2 separate regions of the Homo sapiens genome follow, and region 2 is linked to region 1. A link is a loop called in an ENCODE intact Hi-C map of the cell type or tissue named here. Cell type or tissue: B cell. All regions are shown on one strand. Links, peaks and the distances in the headings refer to the core of each region. The heading gives the core; the rest is flanking DNA. Region 1 overlaps LNPEP (leucyl and cystinyl aminopeptidase). Region 2 overlaps CHD1 (chromodomain helicase DNA binding protein 1).

Region 1 (2,812 bases), core at 279-2,778:
ATAAAGCAGTACAGCCAACAGCACAAAGACAGACAGAGTTATCATTTAAAGAATCAACATCATTAGTCTCTTTCAGTTCTTCTGAATGATCCAGAATGGTGGACCTTAAAACCACAGGTATTGAAAAATAATAGCTTTGCACACAAGGGAAGTAACTACATCCTACAGCTCAAACGTGGATGAAGCTACCCTCATATGTTTTTAATTTACTATAGTCATCAACAGATTAACACTTCAATTTTCAGTCTATTGAGTAGCAAAAAAGAGTGAGCAACTGCAATATTAAATGGCAGAAGCCCAGATGAAGTAATCTAACAGTGATTTTTAAAAACCATTTGTCAATGAGCTACGAAAATCAACTACTGTTTTACAAAAAAACTAAAGTTCTGAAACTAAAAAACCCGTTTTTACTACAAAGTTACAAAATTTCCTGTACAGTTTGCTCCAGAGGGCTAGCATCATACATGCTATTGAACTTTATCACTCCTGTTCAAAAGCATTCCCTTCTCTAATACCCCTTTCTTTCTCCTTTATTAGGGGAAAAAAAGGCAAGAGCAGAGAATGGCACATGATAAATATTTTAATTACTATATGCCCTTCCTTCTTTCATCCTAATTACCTTTTCTTCCAATGACATATCTTTAACTTTCACAGCAGTATTTCTGATAGTGATATCCATTTGGAAACATGAATGTTTTGCATTAGATTTAATACGAAAATCTCCTATAGTTAAAGATCTTAGGTCTGAGTAAAATGTGGATAAGAAAGAGAGAGAGAGAGGGAGGAAGAAAGGGAAGAGGGAAACTTTAAAAAATATAATTCCTCAATATGTAAACTGGAAAAATGGCCCCATCAGCATTTCTTGTGCACAATAAATACTAATTGTTCAAAACTCATGTATGTGAGAAAAGGAGACAAATACATTGACCAAACATAACTCTTATATACAACTGAACTAATGAACTAACCCAACAACCCTTGAATTAGAACACATGAAAATATATTTAAAAAAAGAAAGAAAATATATTAAAGATTTAACCAACCATCAAGCATCAAAATAATACACTATACTAAAGTATTACAGCATAAAAGAAGCCTGAAGTCACCCTCTCTGCTACCTTTCTTTTGAGAATAGAAAAAATAAAAATGCAGTTAAATTAAGAGTAATTCTCACTGGAGCATTAGGAACCAAGAAGGCTCAGCTGTCCTCAGGGTCAAACGTAAGGACAGAAGTTTTCATGTGGACTCTCTAAACCCGAAATGGCAGGAATTAAAATAGCAGCAGCAGCAGCAAGGGAAATAACACAGTTGAGAAGAGGAAGTAACAGACACTACTTTCATCATGTATTGGCCCAGTTCCAGCTCTAGATTAAATCAATTATATTCTAGTGAATTTTGTATATTCCTCTTTACTAAGAAGAGGAAGAGAAAAAGAAAACATCATTTTATCAGGCTTTGCATGTTCTTTTCCTAGAAATTTTTATAGTGAGACTGGAGTCACTTCATTATGGACTAAAATTTACTAATTCATTAAGTTTTTGTGTGCCTACTAAGTGCTAAAAGTGATTTACAGTGATTCATATAGCCATGATCACTACCGTCAATGGGGGAAATACCTAATATGAGGATAGATATGAGTGAACAGTACTTACAGTATATTATGAGTGGAGAAGTAGAGAATGTTATTAAAAAACCTAAGTAGGGCATCTAAACTGTCTTCAGGGAAGGAAAGGTTTCCTGGAGCAAGCAATGGCTGAGCTAAGATCTGAAGAATAAACAGGAGTAGGCCGAGGGAGTGAGGAGGCAAGGGTGTTCCTTAAGGAGAGAAAATAGCATATGCAAAGACCTAAAGAGGCAGTATGGCATGTTTGAGTTGCTGATAGAATTTTTGTGCGGCAAAAGCACAGAATGCCAGGTAAGGGCCTAGAAGGCTAAAGCAGTAAAATATGAGCTAGTCTATGGGGTTAAACTCTCAAAAAGAGCTCAACAAGCTCAGAATAAACTCAGGTAAAGAGTAAAGAGGAGGGTGGGCACAGTGGCTCACGCTTGTAATCCCAGCACTTTGGGAGGCCGAGGTGGGCGGATCACGAGGTCAGGAGATCGAGACCATGGTGAAACCCCGTCTCTACTAAAAATATAAAAAATTAGCCGGGCATGGTGGCAGGCGCCTGTAGTCCCAGCTACTCAGGAGGCTGAGGCAGGAGAATGACGTGAACCCGGGAGGCGGAGCTTGCAGTGAGCTGAGATCGCGCCACTGCACTCTCACCTGGGCAACAGAGCGAGACTCTGTCTCAAAAAAAAAAAAAAAAAAAAGAGTAAAGAGGAGCCAGGTGCGGTGGCTCATGCCTGTAATCCCAACACTTTGGGAAGCCAAAGCAGGAGGATCACTTGAGGCCAGGGGTTTGAGACCAGCCTGGGCAACATAGTGAGGCCCTGTCTCTACAAAAAATACAAAAATTAAGCCAAGCATGGTGATACATGCCTGTGGTCCTAACTTCTTGGCAGGCTGAGGCAGGAGGATTGCTTGAACCCAGGGGTTTGAGGCTGCAGTGGGCTATGATATTGTCACTGCACTCCAGCCTGGGCAACAGAGCAAGACTCCAACTCAAAAAAAAAAAAAAAAAAAAAAAAAAAAAAACAAGAAAAAACAAACAAAAAAATCAACCAATGAAACAAAAAACAGATAATAAAAGCAGATTTCTTATTGCCCAATTATTTCTAATAGCACTGAAAATTAATATACTATCAGAAAGTTTGCAAAATTTCCTTATTAGTTTCTTGCAAATACTCCAGCCATGTTTTAGCTGTGCTT
Region 2 (2,812 bases), core at 291-2,790, 1.9 Mb before region 1:
GTAATCCCAGCACTTTGGGAGGCTGAGACGGGCGGATCATGAGGTCAGGAGATCGAGACCATTCTGGCTAACACAGTGAAACCCCATCTCTACTAAAAATACAAAAAAATTAGCTGGGCGTAGTGGCGGGCGCCTGTAGTCCCAGCTACTCGGGAGGCTGAAGCAGGAGAATGGTGTGAACCCGGGAGGCGGAGCTTGCAGTGAACCGAGATCGCGCCACTGCACTCCAGCCTGGGTGACAGAGCGAGACTCCGTCTCAAAAAAAAAAAAACAAAAAACAAAGAGTTAGAGACCAGCCTGGCCAACATGGTGAAACCGCATCTCTACTAAAAATACAAAAATTAGCTGGGTGTGGTAGTGCCTGCCTGTAATCCCAGCTACTCGGGAGGCTGAGGCAGGAGAATTGCTTGAACCTAGGAGGTGGAGGTTGCAGTGAGCCAAGATAAAAAGAGTGAGACTCTGTCAAAAAAAAAAAAAAAAAAAAAAAATATATATATATATATATATATATATATATATATATTTAGTCTCCAATCCCATCTAGGTTGCTGCAAATGCCATTATTTCATTCTTCTTTATGGCTGAGTAGTTTTCCACTGTGTATGTATACCACAGTTTATCTTCTTGTTGATTGATGGGCGTTTGGGCTGGTTCCACATTGTTGCAGTTGCAAATTGTGCTGCTGTAATCGTGTGTACAAGTATCTTTTTCATGTAATGACTTTTTTGCTCTGGGCAGATACTCAGTAGTGGGATTCCTGGGATCAAGTGGTAGTTCTACTTTTAGTTCCTTTAAGGAATTTCCACGCTGTTTTCCATAGAGTTCTTTTTTTGGTATATGCCTTTTATTTTTTAAGGAAATAAAATTTACAGTTAGAGTTGAAGTGTCATTCCTTTCCTATCCCGTTTTCTTTCTTTTTCACCAGAAGTAAACACTGTATTGAATTTGGTGTTAATAACATATATATTTGATTTTGGAGTCTTTTTGTTGATTGGTCTTGCTAGATGTTTATTAGTTTTAAAAACTGCCTTTCTGTTTAATTAGTACCATACTGCTTACGTTCAGAAAATCAATTGAAAAATTTTTCATTTTGATTATTCAATTTCTTACAGGATTTTTGCTTTTTGCTGTCCACAAGAGCTGGAGGTCTAGGGATTAATTTAGCCTCTGCTGACACTGTTGTTATATTTGATTCCGATTGGAATCCACAGAATGATCTTCAGGCACAGGCTAGAGCCCATCGAATTGGGCAAAAGAAACAGGTATTTTTAATTTTAATTTATATTATATTGCTGTTTTAGAATTCTTTTTTTTTTTTTGGAAGTGATTTCAGTTTATCCTCTAGAGGATAAGATCACTGTAACAGTCATACTACTGTTTAACCGATAGGATACTGAGGAGCTTGGTTTACCAAAATCACCTGGAGAGTCTGACAGAATTGAGATAACTATGCATATATAGGATCATGTATTCTGTTTTGATCCCGTATTCTAGTCGTAACTATAAAATGCAGTGTTTTTCATTTTATAATAAAAACTTTAAAACGTCTTTACTTGCTTATTTTAACTTGAAAGGGAGTTTGAGTAGCATATGCTACCTTTCTGTTAGTCTATATTTTGTCCATGTGCTTACAAGATTCTCCACATGTAAACGTGACCCCATTTTATAATTGTAACAACATACCCTTAAATGGTGGTACTGAACCTTTACCTAGAGAAATAGGGAAAATTTACTGCAGAATCTTTGACCTAGAGAAATAGGGAAAATTTACTACACCAATTCTTTTCAATTTTGGAGAGTTTGTTTTATGGTGGGTTTCTTATTAACTTGGGGAGTAGTTCATAGAATTTTGCATTATATAGAGTGATGAAACATTAGAATCAAGGCAACGAGTATAAGAAGGCTATCAGAAGTTTACATGCCCCCCCCCCATTTTCCCCAGCTAAATCATAACATAAAAATTACTGTCATTCCTTTAAAAAAAAATAAGCAAATGCAATCTCCTTATCAAAATATTAAGAAGGAAGGAAGGATATAGTTTCAAAATAGTCCCTTAAGTTGAGGAACTCTAGCTTTAAACATGTTTTTTAAATTTTCATTTTGCTTTTAACCAGTGAAAACTTCATATAGAATGAGCTTCAATTTGTGTGCCAGTGTTTAGGCACTTGAGGTTAGCAAAACAAATCCTTTATACTGCAATTTGTTTCCTCATGTGTATTTTTACAGGTGAATATTTATCGTCTAGTTACAAAGGGATCAGTTGAAGAAGATATTCTTGAAAGGGCGAAAAAGAAGATGGTTTTAGATCATCTTGTAATTCAAAGAATGGACACAACTGGGAAGACAGTACTACATACAGGTTCTGCCCCATCAAGGTGGTTACTTGATTATTAAAAAAATGTCATTTTAGAGTCAGTAAACTCATATTTTTGATATGTTACATCACTGTAGATCATTGAGGAAATGTATTCAGAGTTGTACTTTTTATATTTTGGAAGACTTTGGACTAATTTCTAGTTAGAAGACATACTTCAAATACCTGGTTTCATCGCTACAGATTTGTAATTTTAGGGGTAATCTCTTTCACTTCTATGCTTCAAGTTCCTTATTTTAAAATAAATATACTGCACTAGGCAACATAGTGAAACCCCACCTCTGCAAAAAATAAAAAACTTAGCTGGGCATGGTGACACACAACTGTAGTCCCAGCTACTCAGGAGGCTGAGGTGGGAGGATCAGTTGAGCCCGGGAGGCGGAGGTTGCAGTGAGCTAAGATTGTGCCAGTGCACTTCAGCCTGGGTGACAGAAGGAG

What was found. A loop is a pair of places that touch in the nucleus more often than their neighbours do. Peaks named below come from ENCODE experiments on the same cell type or tissue, not always from the same donor. Only the 100,000 strongest peaks of a DNase experiment are listed, where the experiment ranks them.
Region 2: a loop joins it to region 1, with 9 times the contacts of the local background. A loop is called at or near these places in 3 of 110 quality-filtered maps.

The regions. Positions count from the first base shown.
Region 1 is chr5:97,008,164-97,010,975 of GRCh38, reverse strand. All of the region lies in intron 11 of LNPEP (leucyl and cystinyl aminopeptidase), which reads right to left. Among named protein-coding and RNA genes, the nearest start is that of LIX1-AS1, 64 kb to the left of the region's middle. In B cell, for the core only: no CTCF peak of the experiment used is centred there; a DNase peak (open chromatin) is centred at 1,345; H3K4me3 peaks cover 842 bases; H3K27ac peaks cover 2,500 bases.
Region 2 is chr5:98,881,538-98,884,349 of GRCh38, reverse strand. It overlaps CHD1 (chromodomain helicase DNA binding protein 1), which reads left to right. Exons shown (of 36, transcript NM_001270.4): 19 at 1,113-1,262; 20 at 2,227-2,375. Among named protein-coding and RNA genes, the nearest start is that of CHD1-DT, 46 kb to the left of the region's middle. In B cell, for the core only: no CTCF peak of the experiment used is centred there; no DNase peak of the experiment used is centred there.